Regions from separate parts of the Mus musculus genome. Here region 1 is linked to region 2. Evidence: chromatin loops called from intact Hi-C (ENCODE). Cell type or tissue: left cerebral cortex. All regions are shown on one strand. Links, peaks and the distances in the headings refer to the core of each region. The heading gives the core; the rest is flanking DNA.

Region 1 (7,647 bases), core at 597-5,596, 270 kb before region 2:
GGGAGCTTTGGCTTTTCTCCATGTATCTGCTGATCTTGCTTGTACTGTCAGCGTTATTGCCCCACTACAGAGTCTTGAATTAAGGTTTACGCCCCCCCCCCCCAGGGAGCACAGGATTATAGATATAGGGTTATAGATATAGGGCTGAGGAGGTCTTTTGAGGTCTTCCATCTCAACCCTTGCCTTGCATCAGCTCCATGAAGAGGCTGAGTCCCAGAGAAGTGAGAGGTCTTGTCTAAGGTCCCCTCAGACAGGACCAAGTGGGATCTGGACCTTCAGGTATCCAGGGTACATGTCTGGGTCTCCCTTTTCTTAGCAGCAGAACCAGGGTGCAAGTTGAGACCCATCTCCACAACCAGAAATGAATGAAACTAGGTCTCATTCATGATTTCCAGGGAAATTTCTCTCGCTCTGTAAAATGTGTTCTCCGTTCTCATTTAATCAGTTACACTGGTAGACTGGAGATGCTTGTGAGTGAAGAGAAGTGTTTCCTCGGGGGCTGAGTTTTCAGCTCTGCCCTCTCTCTTTGTCTCTCCTTAGTGACCTCAAGCTCAAACAACCTTCTCATCTGTCTCGCCTTTAAAGATGGCCACGAAGAGAGCAGAGGCCTGCCACTTCAAAAGTCCAACACAATCTAAGGTCCGTCCTTATCATTAGCCCACATCTCTGCCTTTGTAATTTAATGCTGGTTTCTTTTTATTTGCTACCCAAAATTGGTAGCACTAAGAAATCACGTTGGCCGTCCTTCGTAGCACAATTATAATCATCAACAGCCACAGTTTGCCTATAAAAAAAAACAAAAAGTAAATCTTGGAGATCTAACAATACTTTAGGATGGATCTTTTAAGACAAGAAACTGGGGTTGTGAATTTAGAAGGCAAACCCTCAGACCCATCATGACTGTGCACCCCAGTGGCGAAGCTGACAAGCCTGCCTGGGTCTCAACCCTCTGGTCTCTATCACGGTGCATTTTCAGAGCATAGGTGACTTTGGAGTCCCACGGTTTTGTGCCTGACCCCCAATCTACACTGACCTATCATGCAATTTGGGCACACAGTGCTTTTCTGTGTCTTTGTATCCTTCCTTGCACAACTGAGATGATGAGCTGTCCTCCTGGCTTCATGAAGTTTAAATAAGCCCAGCACAGATAGACCCTTACTAAATTATCCTTTATTTTCCCCTCCCGAAAGCACTCCCCATGTTCCAAACTCCTAATTGCTAACTCCATGACCAATGGAAATCATGGTTTTTCATCCTTCCCTCAGAATGCTCCCCGTGGGAGCTGAAGTCATCCACAGGATGATCTTCTTCAGCAGTTGGGGTGGGGTCGGTTGGTGATGCTGGTGACCGTCCTCTCGATGGTGGATAGAGCATCCTTCATGAATATGAGGATGGCCCTGAGTGATGGCAGCCAGACAGCATTTGATTTCTGAAGGCACCTGTAAGACACCATTCTTTGTAACCCATTATTCTTTATGACACTGCTAGCCAGTCTTCCTTTCCTCACTAAATCTCAAACTCTGTAGGTGAGGGGAAAAAAAAATCTCAGAACTTTATCCAAGAAGCAAAATGGTTTTATATCTATTTGTTCAAAAGGGTTCTGCTCAGACAGAGGCAATCCATCACTTTTTCATTCACCCCAGACATCACGTTGAACAGCAGATGCCTAGGATTTAGTATCTGTGTAACTACGGCCTTAGATCTATTGACCAACCCTTGTTTTTAAAAAACACGATTTATTGAGAAATAAGTTACATGCAATAGCCTGTTTAAAAGCAGGTTTGTGAATCTGAGAGTTGAGTAACTGTTAGCGTTAGTTTTAGAGGTCACAGGTCAAGTGCCTTCCTCAATTCCTTTCAACCTGGTTTTATCGATACAGGAATTCTAAATAAACATGAAGCTTTTTAATTAGGCTAAGCTTGTTGGCCAGTGGGAATCCATCTGTATCCACCTACTGCAGACATGCTGGGGCTCCGAGCTCAGGTCCTCAAGCAAGCCCTTTACCCACCAACCATCTCCCCAGCCTCTAATTTTAGAAAATGTCATCACATATAAAGAAAGCCTAGAGTGTTACCAGTTATTTGATACTTTTTCCTGACCCATTCTGTCCATGCCTCCCTAGGCCATAGACATAGACTAACGGTTTTCTGTTTTGACAGACTTACCTGCTCTGGATCTTTCATGTAAACAGAAACAAGTTATATATCCTACAGGCATAAAATTATTATCAGGGTTGCATTAGGTACCAATAGCTTTCCTTGTGTGGTCAAAAACATTGCATTGAAGAGATCTAACATACACTGTTTATCCATTTGCCAGCTAATGGGTTTTGAATATATTTAGGGTACTTTTCCTTTGGGGTAATTGTAAACAACAATTAGAGAAACATACTTAAGCAAGCTTCTTTTTAAAAATTATTTATTTTCATTTTATATGTATGAGTGTTTGCCTGCAACTATGTATGTGTACCGTATTCACGCAGTACCTGCAGAGGCCAGCAGAGGGTGTCAGATCCCCGGAAATGGAGTTAGAGATGGTTGTGAATGTCAGCATAGATGCTGAGAACAAAATCTGGCTCTTAAATGCTGAGCCATCTCTCCAGCTCATGAGCAAACTCCTTTACTGGAATGTTCTCATTTCTCATATATAAAGTGTAAAAAGCCACATGAAAGTGCTCAGTCTATGAGAGACCACATGTACAAACATGGCTCCCATAACATTAGGCCGCCCAATGATGTCTCAGCTGTCTTAGTTTATGTAAACACACTTTGTGTTTGTACTATGACAAAAATGTCTTAATATTACCTTCCCCAGAACTCAGCCTATCATTAAGTGACATCTGACTTTAATTAGGGTCTCCAAAGCAAACCGGAAATGTGAAGGTTGGAAGATTGAGTGAAAGATTTTTTAAAGTACAATCTGAAGAAATTATGGCACATGGCTTTGTTCTTTTTTTTGTTTGTTTTATTTATTTATTTATTTATTTATTTATTTTCCAAAACAGAGTTTCTCTGTATAGCCCTGGCTGTCCTGGAACTCACTTTGTAGACCAGGCTGGCCTCAAACTCAGAAATCCGCCTGCCTCTGCCTCCCCAGTGCTGGGATTAAAGGCGTGCGCCACCATGCCGGGCGGCTTTGCTCTTTTAAGCCTAGCATCCTAGAAGTTGACCTGGGTCGGAGTGGCTTACTAGTCACACTACTCAGAAGTTAGGGTGATGGCCTGAGTACCCGGAGGTTTCTGCTGCCCTTTGATGGGTTTGTGTATAGGCTAAGAAATGGCTCTCAGTCTTTCTCTTGGGGTCATCTGTTTGCTCCTGAGTGGGTCCAGGCCAGTTGCTTGCAAACCAACATGGCAGGCATATGATACCATGGGATTCTTTGTGTGTCTTCCCAGCTTCTGTTAAATGTCTGAATGTTCCGCATTGTGCAGGCTACTGGTTATATCATGAGCTTTGAGTTTCCTCTGAAATTCTCCACCAAGAATGCATGGTTAGCTGGGAATGACAGCACACACCTTTAATCTCAGCCCTGGGGAGGCAGAGACCAATGGATCTCTGTGAGTTCCGAGAAGTCCCAGCCTACACAGAGAGTAGACAGCCAGAGAGCTACAGAAAGAGACCCTGATTTAAAAACCGTTCCAAATAAGGCTAGTTCCTTAGAAAGATCAGGGAAGATTTTTGCCTTGAATTACTTTCTGGACGGAGCTTCCTCCTCTGTACTCAGTGGTCAGGGGTATAGGGAGCAGCTCATTTTCTTCCTGAGCTAGTGTGACACGTGATTCTATAAGCAGACACAAAGGACAGGAAGGTGGGAGGTAGGAAGTAGAGCCTGGGCTTCCTCCGGATATTAGCGTTCCAGGATAGAACTTCCTCTGTGTAAGCAATCTGGGCAAGAGACAGCTGCAACCCTGCATTCTGGGTCTGGTGCAGTTGGAGTTGAAACCTCAGAGCAGGAGTGAGGTGGAGAGCATCAGGGGATGGAGGAAGGAGGAGGTGAGGAGAGTGGGAATCACAGCTGCTTCTGCTGCCTCCACAGGTGGAGGACTTGAATCTCAGTGATGGGTGTGGGTGGGGAAGGCGGCTGATTGCTGTTGGCTTGCCCTTCCCAGGGGTGAAACCACAGCCCTATGGGAAATGCAGTGGCAAGACCCCCTTGAACATCCTACCCAGAGTAGAGAACTTGGCATAGACTATTCTCTAGAACTAGGGGGCGGGGGCGGGGGCAGGGCACACGGAGAAAACAGCCGCTCATATGCCACAGACTCCCACTGAGCCTTGTTGAGATTGAGATTTAGAAAATGTTCTTGCCAGGATGATTCTCCATTTGCTGTGTATCCTTGAGACGATTGCTGAAAATGTTGCCTGGTGTATCATTTTCTCCAGGCAGATGGTTTTGTTTTGGAAGAGAAAGATGCTTCAGCGATCTGCCACTCTGGAAGGAAATCTCAATCCACGCTTAAAAATTAAAATGGTTGTCGATTTTGTATTTTTTTTTTTAGATTTATTTATTTTATTATATGTAAGTACCATAGCTGTCTTCAGACACTCCAGAAGAAGGCATCAGATCTCATTACGGATGGTTGTGAGCCACCATGTGGTTGCTGGGAATTGAACTCAGGACCTTCGGAAGAGCAGTCAGTGCTCTTAACCACTGAGCCATCTCGCCAGCCCGATTTTGTATTTTTAATATCCACCTTTGTGGAGCCTCTGGTTGTATTACAAACCTTTCTCACTGATATGACAAGGTATCCAGCAGAGGCGACTTAGGGGAAGCAAGGTTCATCTGTGCTCAGGGTCCAGGAGGGTCCGTCCATCATGGCAGGGCACAGCAGAGGTTGTGACAGCAGGGACAAGTGACTGGGACTCCCACACGCCACAGACCAGGAAGCAGAGCAGGGGCTGCTGAACCTACTCCGTTTCTCCTCCCCTCCCGCAGGTTTTTACTCAGTTCTGGAAGCCAGCTCAAGGAGGGAGGGGGAGTGGAGGGGCGGGGAAGGAAGGAAGAATGGAAGTTGCAATTCAATAACAAAAAATAATATGCTCAAGTAGACACTCCTGGAAAAAGACATGCAAATGAGTAATGAGTACATAAAAAGATGTTCAACATCATTAGGTCTAAAATTTTAGATAATAAAATAAAAAAAAAACCACAATGAGATTCATCTCACAACCAATAAGTTAATAGCTCAACACACACACAATAACGTGTTGGCGAATATGTGGACAAATCCCAGGAGCCTGGGATTACCCATCATTGGTGGCATGCTTTTGTACATTCACAAGGCCCTGGGTTCAACGCCCAAACCAGACCTGGCTTCTGCCAGGCAGGGTGGTCCGCCCCAGTAATCACCAACTCTTGGAGGCAGAGATCTATGTAGCTCAGAACATAACGCCTTGATTTCCTGGTTCTCCTTCAAAAACAAAAGGCAAGCAACAAGAATCTGCTCAACCCTGTGGGACAGAATATAACTAATTATGTAGCCCCATTTAGGAAACAGGCGGGCAGGCCCTCAAAAGGCTAAAAACAGAGTTACCATACAACACAGCAACTCTGCTACAACGTCTACAAAATGAAGACCTCCATTTGTTCTCATATGGCCTTGCACAGGAAACAACCCTCCTTGAGACCACACCCATGCTTTGGGGTGTGTCTCGGTTGCCTCTTTCCCCCTTAACCTTCATGTTTGTGTATTAGTACGTGTATATCAAACCCTAACTCCAATTCATTAAAAGGCAAAACATAAGGCCAGGCGTGGTGGTGCACACCTTTAATCCCTGCACTTGGGAGATAGAGGCAGGCGGATTTCTGAGTTCAAGGCCAGCCTGGTCTACAGCATGAGTTCCAGGAGAGCCAGGGCTACACAGAGAAACCCTGTCTCGAAAAAAACAAATAATAATAATAATAACAATAACAAATAAAATAAAAGGCAAAACATGACAGCGTTATTCACAGTAGCCCAGACCTGAAAACAAGGAACCAGCCATCAGCTAATGACTAAAGGGTAACCGCCACATATCAATATAAAAGGGTACTCCCTGGCATCACGGGTGTCAAGGATGCTGCGGTTACAGGGCAACTAGTTACTGAAGAACACGTTGCGAACCAACTCGAGGAATAAGTCCTGGGCCTCTCTCTGCTGAGCCTCTGAGAGCCCCTTGTCCCATTGCTGGAAGTGTGTGTTCTTCCCCCAGCCTTGAGCAGGCTGCCTCAAACCTAGCTTGCCACAGCCAGCTAGCCCATCTAGGGTGGAGTCTTCCAACCTAGGTAAAGTCTATTGTCCTGCCACATCTGTGGTTTCCTCCAAGATGCCACTACTGCTGAGAGACTGAACCTGTCTTCCTGATGTGATCCTGACAAAGCAATGAGATGCTGGCCTGGTGGGGGATGGGTGGTCCCCACCCCTTTATAAGCTCACACTCATAAGTCAACATTGGCCTTGATCAGAGAACTTTGTCTTGGCTCCTTATTTCTCTCGAAGCCTTTCCCATCCAAACCCCCATCTTTGCTTTCAGGAACTCAGTACCCCGTGGTCGCTGGCAGCTACACGAGTGCACTGCGAATCCCACAAATCTCTTGAAACCTCAAAGATCAACCCCTGAGACACAGCTCCTCCAACAGCAGCGCTACAGCCTCCAATCCCTCCCAAATAGTTCCACCAACTGGTAACAAGATACTCAAAACCCTATTTGAGCCATTAGTATTCAAAGTGCTATAATCACTACCACCAACATCCCTAGATGTCACAACCATAAGCGTATTAATGAAATAATTTGTAGTGATTGATAGGTTAATTATGGTAACTCTGGTCTATAGATTAGACCACCACAGGCATCCAGAGAGTGCTGGAAAGGGTATGGGTTGTTTAAGAAATTAAGTTCATTACTCACTAGTTAGGGAAACTAAAGCAATTTAGTTTACCTCTCTGAACTATTTTTCTTATCTATAAAATGAGAGTTTATAACACCGACTAGGATTTGGGATATAGCTCAGTGGTTTGTGTTTGCCTAGCATGGGCAAGGGCCTAGGTTGGAGCCCTAGTGCTACAATAAACAGGCAAACAAGCTAGGCACAGTGAGGTTTTCCCTGAATCCTGGCACTCGAGAGGCTGAGGCAGGATGACTGCCACAAGTTCGGGGTTATCTGGGACTATACAGTGAAACCTTGTTTTCAAAAAGTGAAACAAATCAACCATTTCCTCTGCAGTGTGGTTATGAGGTGCGAGCCAACCTTGTCAAAGGCTCGGCACATTCAGGAAACATAAGATATTGTCATCACTGTGGTTTTATGTTTTTTAAAAAAGAAAGACATTCTGAAAGACAAAGTGTTATACAAAAAAGTTGCTTATAAAATTCTGGCTAGGGCTGGGTACCTCAGTGATGGCTGCTTGCTTGTCCTGCACCAGGCCTTGGGCTCTATCCCCACCCCTAAAACAACTGAAAATTAAAAATAGACCAATAATAATGGGAGGTGGAGGAGTTTAAACATGACTTAGGTTCCTGTGCTCTCTAAATAGGAGACCTAACTGACCTAACCACCATCATGGGCCACTTACAGCCCAAATAACATGGGCATTTCAAAATACTGTATTAAGGGATCTGTTACAGGAATCCATGCTGTGCAAGATCTCCGTAAGCGTTTCTAAAAGCC
Region 2 (8,430 bases), core at 1,802-6,801:
TTATCACCCTTGCTTAGTAGCCCACTCTTTTCTTCTGGTGTGTGACTTAGCATGTGCTTGGCCAAGTGAACTTTTCTGCTAGCTTTTGTTGGTTTCATTAAAAAGCCCAAGCGCCCCCGGCCCTGGCCCCTGGAAGTCACTCCCTTACTCTGCAGTGAGTTTTCCACTAAGACTGGCCCTGCACTAGGGTCTGTACACTGTGCTCACTGTCTGCGGTGCTTCCAATTGTCAGGCAGGCTGGCATGATGTCAGGGTGTGGGAATGGTCAACTGTCAGGTCGGATATTTTAAAGTCATTAGCTCATTTGATGGTGGTAACCTTGCAAAACAGAATGGAACTGCTGTGTTATGCTCTGGTGACAGGAGCTGTGGCAAGGAGACTCCTGTGGCTTCAGGGTATTTAAGGAGCCACACAGGGGGCCATTACCCCTCCTGGGCACAGACACTTGTTTGTTTGTTTTTTTAGCACTTTCTCTTTTGAAGACCACAGTCGCAGGGCAGGAAGATGACACTGACCTGAGTTTGAATCCTGATTTGTCTCTTATAGATGCTTCAACAACTACTAAAATGATAATGATGTTAATTTTAACAAACTAACAGTTGTTCTGAGAATTTAAAATAATGTACTTAAAAGGGCACACATAAAAAACAAACAAACAAACAAACAAACAAACCAAAAAACCAAAAAACAAAAACAAAACAAAAAAAAAAGGAAAGGAAAGGAAAAAACAACTTTACTAAATGTAATCTCCTGTCCCCCATGTGATTGAGCCAAAAAGCTCTCAGGACATAAATTCCTCTGTATTTCATATGTATGTCTGGGTTTACATAAGATCAGACATATATCTGAGACATGTAGCCAGACATCATTTGGAAGAACACGTGTGGTACCTCTCCACAATTGCCAGTTTTCCAAAATGCTAACTCACAACAAATGAGTGTTCCTGATTGGTCCTCTTTGCCATCATCTTCCCAGACTCATGTCTACCCTCATTCCCTCTGAGCACACCAGCCAGCTTCGGTCTGTACCAGCTTCTGTAGTTAGGCAACATCTAACCTTCGCCTGCTCACTCCCCTTGAAAGTTTTTGTTTTGAGTCTACATGGGGTAGGAAAGAGGCCTTAGGCTTCAAATCACCTCATGATGCTTTACCATATGCTAGGCACAGACCGTGTTCTCTCAAGAAGGATTCGATTGCGGCAGGCTCCTTGGGGCTGTGAAATGAAGTTCCAACAGGCAGTTGGAAGTGTCCTCAAACATCTAAGTAAATTATTTTTAACAGAAAATGTCAAGTCTTGCTGAATCACCATTCATTTTAAAATACAGTGTGACTTAATCTTACATTTAGTACAGAATGCCCATTTAAAGGTGTTGGCTACTGTTTAAGTGAAGATGATACAAGCATGCGTCAGGCCTTAGTCAAAGGCAAGTTTTTAAGAGGGGCTATTGAAAGATGTCCAGGACCAGCATCTACAAAAAAAAAAAAAAAAAAAAAAAAAACAAAACTCCAAGTGAGAAAAGCACAAAGGACTGGGTCCAAAAAAGCAAATTTTATCTATCCCTGATATCTATTAAACATGGGGAAGGGCCCTGCTCCTCTGGAGAAAGGTTTTAGGCATGCAAATATGGTAAAGCCAGGTAAGGGGCACACACTGTAGTAACGGCAGGGGACGATGCTGAAGATGATAAGTTCTGATTAGGGAAATAAGAAGGCACAGAAATGGCTGCTGCTGGCCTTGAAGGTTAAGCAACTTCAACTGGCAGGGAAGAGAAATCAACTCTGAGCATACAGGTTGGGACAGTGGGGGTGGGGGAGAACCAGGCTCCATACAGCTGAGTCTTTGAATAAAATTCAACATAGATTTTAAAATCATAGAAACAGATGTCTTGGGTGCTGGAGAGATGGCTCAGCGGTTAAGAACACTGACTGCTCTTCCAAAGGTCCTGAGTTCAATTCCCAGCAACCACATGGTGGCTCACAACCACCTGTAAAGAGATCCGATGCCCTCTTCTGGTGTATCTGAAGACAGAGGCAGTGTACTTACATATAATAAAGTAAATAAATCTTTTTTAAAAAAAGACTTTAGAAACAGATGTCCTAGACAGACACAATGGCTGCCCCAAATACTAAAAGATACTAATCAGGCAAAGAGGGACATGGCAGCCAGGTGGAGGACGATCTGTGTGCTACACGGATACAGGATATTGGGAGATCAAGGTGTGCATGCAGTAGGATGAAGCAGGAGGTGTGTAAGTGTTGATGTTGGGGTTGGAGTCATAGAAATGAGAGGAACAGTTAGACAGGGAGGAGCTGTGTAATGCCATCCCCACAGAGAGGTGTCTCTGAGGTGTCTTTTCAGAAAGCATTTCAAGGAAGGGACGACTGCGCATTTTGACCTGAGAGGTCCTCTTACAGGTGCCCTGATGATTACATCAGAGGACGCCGGCTCTGTGGTGATAACAGGAGCCATGACTCGAAGGTTCCTTTGTATGGATCTCCACGGCAACATTTTTGGATCGGTGAGTTTCTCTATGTATTGGTCATCACATTATGATGACTATATTTCTCTCTCTCTCTCTCTCTCTCTCTCTCTCTCTCTCTCTCTCTCTCTCTCTCTCTCTCTCTCTCTCTAAGATTTGATTTTTAAAATTGTATGTTTATGCGTAGGAACTGAACTCTGGGACAGGAGAACCTACACCCTCTTAATCTCTAAGCCATCTCTCCATCCCTTACTGTATTTCTTATCAGGGCTTTAGAGATTCCATTTACAGTGCCCCTTGGTCTTTCAGTCTCAGTAGGAAATGCTCAAGATTTCACAGCCGGGGTTTGGAGTGAGGCTCTGGGCCCTGCCCCCTATAGCCCATTCTTGCGTGGCATACAGTCCCTAGTATGTTGTGAGTTCTAAAGCCACATCAATTCATGCTTTTAATTTATACACTAGAAAGGGTGAGAGGCTCTTGGGGGTCTTCTCAGTTCTGTTACCAACTGGGACTTCAGGTAACTGAAGTGAAATGAACAACGTGACCTGTAGCTCTCCCTCCTATTAATGACCTCCAATTAATTTCCTGTGCCTCCGGGGTGGTAGCTGGTCCTTCAGATCATAAATCAAGGTTTTCTGACCCTAAAGGTAATTATAGTCCCAATAATGTTGAGGTAGAAACGAAGAAGGACTGGGTGACTCAGGAATCTCTTTTCAATGCCCACACCAAGGTTCCTGAGGTAAAAGTTGTCTGTTTTGTTACTGCTGTGCACCTCCCAGCAACTAGATAGAACACCATCTGACCAGGGTAGATAGGTAGCTACACACACAGAAAGCTCTCACCTCTACAATTCTTTGTGCAGTTTAAGAAACAAATGTAGTGTTTAAAGATCCAGGTAGGCACTCAATAAAACTCGGTACTAATGGGCAAATAAGGTTCAGATCCAGAATATCTGTTAGCAAGTTCCTGTCCCCGATCTCCAACCTACACTATGTCTTGATCTCAGTACCCCCACTTCTTTTTGACCCTTCAAAGTCCATCCCAATTCCAGCCTCTAGGCAAAGAGACAAGCCACAACCACCTTCCAGCCAGCAGAATTTTAAAAGGTATACAACCCAGGCCCAGTAGCTCGAACTGTCAATCCCAGCTACTTGGTTGTCTGAGGCAGGAGAACTGAAAGTTCGAGGTCTCCCTCTACACATCAGAACTCACGACCATTTTGGATAACTGTGAGGTTCTGCCTCAAAAAAAAGAAAGGAAGGAAGGAAGGAAGGAAGGAAGAAGAGGAAAGAAAAAAGAAAAGAAAGAAAGAAGAAAGGAAGGAAGGGAGGAGAAAAAAGAAAGAAAAAGAAGAAAGAAGAAAAGAAAACACAAAGGAGCAAAGATAAAAGCTGGGAATGTATCTCAGTGGTAAAGTACTTTCATAGCGTCGGTGAAATCTAGTCAAACCCCGGGAAGGAGATAGAGGGACGAGGGGGCAGGGGTTGAAGATGAATGTTAGTCTAGTCCTCCCTGCAGATAATAGAGACAGACAGAGATATAAACAGAATGAATGGATATGAATATGAATGAGAATAGGAATGTTTAGTTCTCCCTGCGGCGGGCACTGAACAAGAAGAACGTCATCAGGTCTTTCTAGGCACTGCCCCAGCAAGCTGGGCACGCTAGCCCAAGGTCTCCCGGAAGTGCCCTCCAGAGCCCTAATAGCAGCCACTCTCCTGAAGCCTGAGCCAAGTTCAGCTCTTTCCTAAGAGGGAGGTGCAGAGCTGGGCTGAGCATCACCCCCTAGCGGAGCGCCGGCCCTCAACTTCTTGTGTTTCCTTTCTCTTACAGCTTCACTTCAGCCCAGAGAATTGCAAGTTCCGCCAGTGGACGCTGGAGAATGGCTATGACGTCTACTTGTCGCAGAAGCATCACTACCTGGTGAGCCTGGGCCGCGCCAAGCGCATCTTCCAGCCGGGCACCAACCCGCCGCCCTTCTCCCAGTTCCTGGCTCGCAGGAACGAGGTCCCGCTGCTGCATTTCTACACTGTTCGCCCACGGCGCCACACGCGCAGCGCCGAGGACCCACCGGAGCGCGACCCACTGAACGTGCTCAAGCCGCGGCCCCGCGCCACGCCTGTGCCTGTATCCTGCTCTCGCGAGCTGCCGAGCGCAGAGGAAGGTGGCCCCGCAGCCAGCGATCCTCTGGGGGTGCTGCGCAGAGGCCGTGGAGATGCTCGCGGGGGCGCGGGAGGCGCGGATAGGTGTCGCCCCTTTCCCAGGTTCGTCTAGGTCCCCAGGCCAGGCTGCGTCCGCCTCCATCCTCCAGTCGGTTCAGCCCACGTAGAGGAAGGACTAGGGTACCTCGAGGATGTCTGCTTCTCTCCCTTCCCTATGGGCCTGAGAGTCACCTGCGAGGTTCCAGCCAGGCACCGCTATTCAGAATTAAGAGCCAACGGTGGGAGGCTGGAGAGGTGGCGCAGACAGTTCTCAGCACCCACAAATACCTGTAATTCTAGCTCCAGGGGAATCTGTACTCACACACACACACATCCACACACACACACACACACATACATGTAATTTTAAATGTTAATCTGATTTAAAGACCCCAACAGGTAAACTAGACACGAAGCTCTTTTTATTTTATTTTACTAACAGGTAAACCAGACACTTGGCCTTTATTAGCCGGGTCTCTTGCCTAGCATTTTAATCGATCAGTTAGCACGAGGAAAGAGTTCACGCCTTGAACACAGGGAAGAGGCCATCTCTGCAGCTTCTAGTTACTATTCTGGGATTCACGGGTGTTTGAGTTTGAGCACCTTGACCTTAATGTCTTCACTAGGCAAGTCGAAGAAAGACGCGCATTTCTTCTCTTTGGGAAGAGCTTTGGATTGGCGGGAGGCTGACAAGGACACCTAAACCGAACACATTTCAGAGTTCAGCCTCCCTGAGGAATGATTCGCCAATGATTCTGTGATAGGACCAGTCAGTAGCTTTTGAATTTGCCCTGGCTCAGCAAAGTCTACCTTGCTAGGGTGTTTTGCAAAATGCAAACGCTCGAACTCTCTCTAAAGAGGCATTTTTAGTGAAAGCCTCCGCTAGCAGGTTGACTTGTAATATATTCTAAGCGAATGTGCCCGGGGTGGGGGTGGAGGTGGGGTGGGGGAGAAGGGTCCTTGAGACCTCGGATTGTTCTAGGTTAGGGTTTCTGTGAAGAGGAAAGGGAAAAAAGAGGTTTTTTTTTTTTTGTTTTGTTTTGTTTTTTTGTTTTTTTGTTTTTTTTAAGTTTGTTTTTGTTTTCCTAAGTAAAATGGGATCCAGGATTAGCTAGGTAGAGTCAGGGGAGGACTCCTGCAGGAGCTAACCCCAAAATGGCAGCTACTCTTGGGAACTTTTAGGGCATTAAACAAAGACATCTTTCATTTGTCCCAGAAACTCCAGGGCTGTCCTGGGGTGAGCATAGCCTCACAGTGAACAGCAAGAAGTGTTAGGCAGGCTTTAAGGTTCTCCCCGCTTCTGCACCTTAGCTGGTAATCGACTTCAACAAAGGGCACCTCCTGTCTACCTCTATTTAAATGAGAATCAGAAGGGCACAGTAATGGCCCAGTCCTTCAGACAGCTTTGAGTTTTCCACTGTCTTCCTGTACACAGCCTTAGAAATGGATCCACTGCTCTTGCTTGTCAGATGAACAGCAGGCAACAATAGCAGGCAACTCGGCCAGTTCCACCCCTGAAGTACTAACGCTGTGCACAGCAGTAGATGCCATGAACCCCAACCCTTTTCCGCACTGGCTTTCACTTCCCATTGGGGTACTAGCCTGTACACCAGCTACCAGAAGCCTCCCCACTGAGGCAACCACGTGGGAAACCCCAGAAAGAACTTGAGTAGCAAACTGGCTGTAAACTCACAAGCCCAGAACCACCGCGGGGCTTTCTTTTTTGGCAGAGCCAAGGTCATCTTGTAATTCCTTAGGTCCCTTCACATGTGGCAATATTTATTTATTTATTTGAAAGATTTTTGCCTATCACTCTATATTTATAGTTATTTATAAAATCTAACCCCACTTCTGTCCTTGTGTTTTAAATAAAAATAAGACTTCTCTCAGCTTCTGTCTCTTGTCCTCTTTGTGTGACTGCATAAATGCATGTTGAGACACACGAGTAAAATTGGAAAATCTGGGGGAAACAGAATAGGAAAAGGAAAAAGAATTTGAAAAAGACACACTGGCATAACCATACTGAAATCTCAGTTAACCAGACATAAATCGTATTAATCTTCAGTTAACCAGATACACATCATAGTAGCATTCCTTCACTATTAACATAGAGTGGGCCTGATCAATTTATGAAGATAAAAGGTTTGAGCCACACTTTAGAAGGTCTAGTCCACAACGCAGAAGGCAGCTGCTCTCAGGTCTGTGGCAGCTCATCAGCACATTGTGGTGGGAACCTGTGGCAGAGGAAAGCCACTTACTTGCAGAAAAAGAGGCTGAGGCCCAACTAGTCTGTACACCCCCAGTGACCTAAGGACCTCTCACGAAGCCCCACCTCTTACCTTACCTCCCACCAGCACCACCGGCTGGTGACCAGACCTTCCACATGTGAGGGGAGGTAAGCTCTAAACTACAGCATATGTCCTTAATAGACAGTGTTACTCCCATGTGAGACAAGGCAGCAGGATTGCTGGGTGACACTTTTCCTGGGGAGTTGTGAACAAATGACCGCTCGCTCCATTTGGGAAACAGAATTGACAAAAGTTCAAAGTACAGATTCTATCAGAGTTCAGCTTGGTGAACAACGCGTTTATCGGGGTTACTAACAGGAATAAGGATGAGGACTCAAATGCAGGGGAATAAATGGCTTAGCTGCCACCAAAGCCAGCATGGGTGAGAACTGAAAGCTGGACTCCTGGAGCTTCCTGCTCAGCCTGAAGGCAGCTCTGCAGTTTGGAGAATACCCTTGAAAAAGCTGGTCTGGTCTGGGTTTTGAGCCTGGGGAGTCATTGGTTAGAACGACCTATTTGGAGATCCTTCATGAGGACAAAGGATGTACCATCTCATAAACAATACTTCATCCAGGTGCCACCCTTACACCGATGGGATATTGTTATGCAGTATTTGCATAAAACAGGGAAGGCATGTTGGAGCCTGCTATAGTTTAGATTTGAATGAATACCCTAGTAGGAGGGGGTGAGACCTTTGGGAGGGTTTAGATAGGTCACTGGTACGGTATCTTTGAAGGGACGATGGACTCCAGGTCCTTGCCTGCATGTTTTGCTTCTTAGCTTAAGGAGAGAAGTTCCACTCTGCCCATGCCTTGCCACCAACAGTTGCTTCACCCCAGGCCTCCAACCACAGGGTTATGTGGTCCTGGGTTAGCACCTCTAGAATGGTAAGCAAAAATGAAGCTTTTTTTCTTTGTAAGTTGATTGGTTCAGGTATTTCTTTTCTTTCTTTCTTTCTTTTTGTTTTGTTTTGTTTTGTTTTGTTTTGTTTTGTTTTTTCGAGACAGGGTTTCTCTGGCTGTCCTGGAAATCACTCTGTAGACCAGGCTGGCCTCAAACTCAGAAAGCTGCCTGCCTCTGCCTCCCAAGTGCTGGGATTAAAGGCGTGTGCTACCACACCCAGCTCAGGTATTTCTTAACAGTAGCACAAAACCAGCAGTTCTGTCCATTGCTTTCCCAGACTGGTGAGTGTTCCATCTGTCCTTCTGTAGCTAGCCGATCATTAAACCTGGGTATATTCACCTAGGAAGACCCATTTCACGTAAGGTACAGCTTACGAGATACACAACCTCTGTGCATTAACTCATAAACTCATTATGTGTAAACATGAATGTGCATATACGCAAATGCACATACTACAACATATATTTACCTCTTCTAAAAAAAAAACCAAACATTTTGGACACATTTTGAATAAACTTGAAAATTAAATTCATATTTAAAAATGCACAGGGTGCTGCAG

Evidence for each region. A loop is a pair of places that touch in the nucleus more often than their neighbours do. Peaks named below come from ENCODE experiments on the same cell type or tissue, not always from the same donor. Only the 100,000 strongest peaks of a DNase experiment are listed, where the experiment ranks them.
Region 1: it touches region 2 in a loop (2.1-fold over the local background); 2 of 42 quality-filtered maps call a loop at or near these places.

The regions. Positions count from the first base shown.
Region 1 is chr6:126,804,473-126,812,119 of GRCm38, forward strand. It overlaps the pseudogene Gm29788. Among named protein-coding and RNA genes, the nearest start is that of 1700018A23Rik, 14 kb to the right of the region's middle. In left cerebral cortex, for the core only: a CTCF peak has its summit at 2,507 (motif pointing right); DNase peaks (open chromatin) are centred at 3,956 and 4,310; H3K27ac peaks cover 1,376 bases.
Region 2 is chr6:127,075,726-127,084,155 of GRCm38, forward strand. Fgf23 (fibroblast growth factor 23) reads left to right here. Exons shown (of 3, transcript NM_022657.4): 2 at 2,415-2,518; 3 at 4,313-6,571. The coding sequence ends at 4,753. Among named protein-coding and RNA genes, the nearest start is that of Fgf23, 7.0 kb to the left of the region's middle. In left cerebral cortex, for the core only: a CTCF peak has its summit at 4,278; a DNase peak (open chromatin) is centred at 4,322; H3K4me3 peaks cover 1,147 bases; H3K27ac peaks cover 1,133 bases.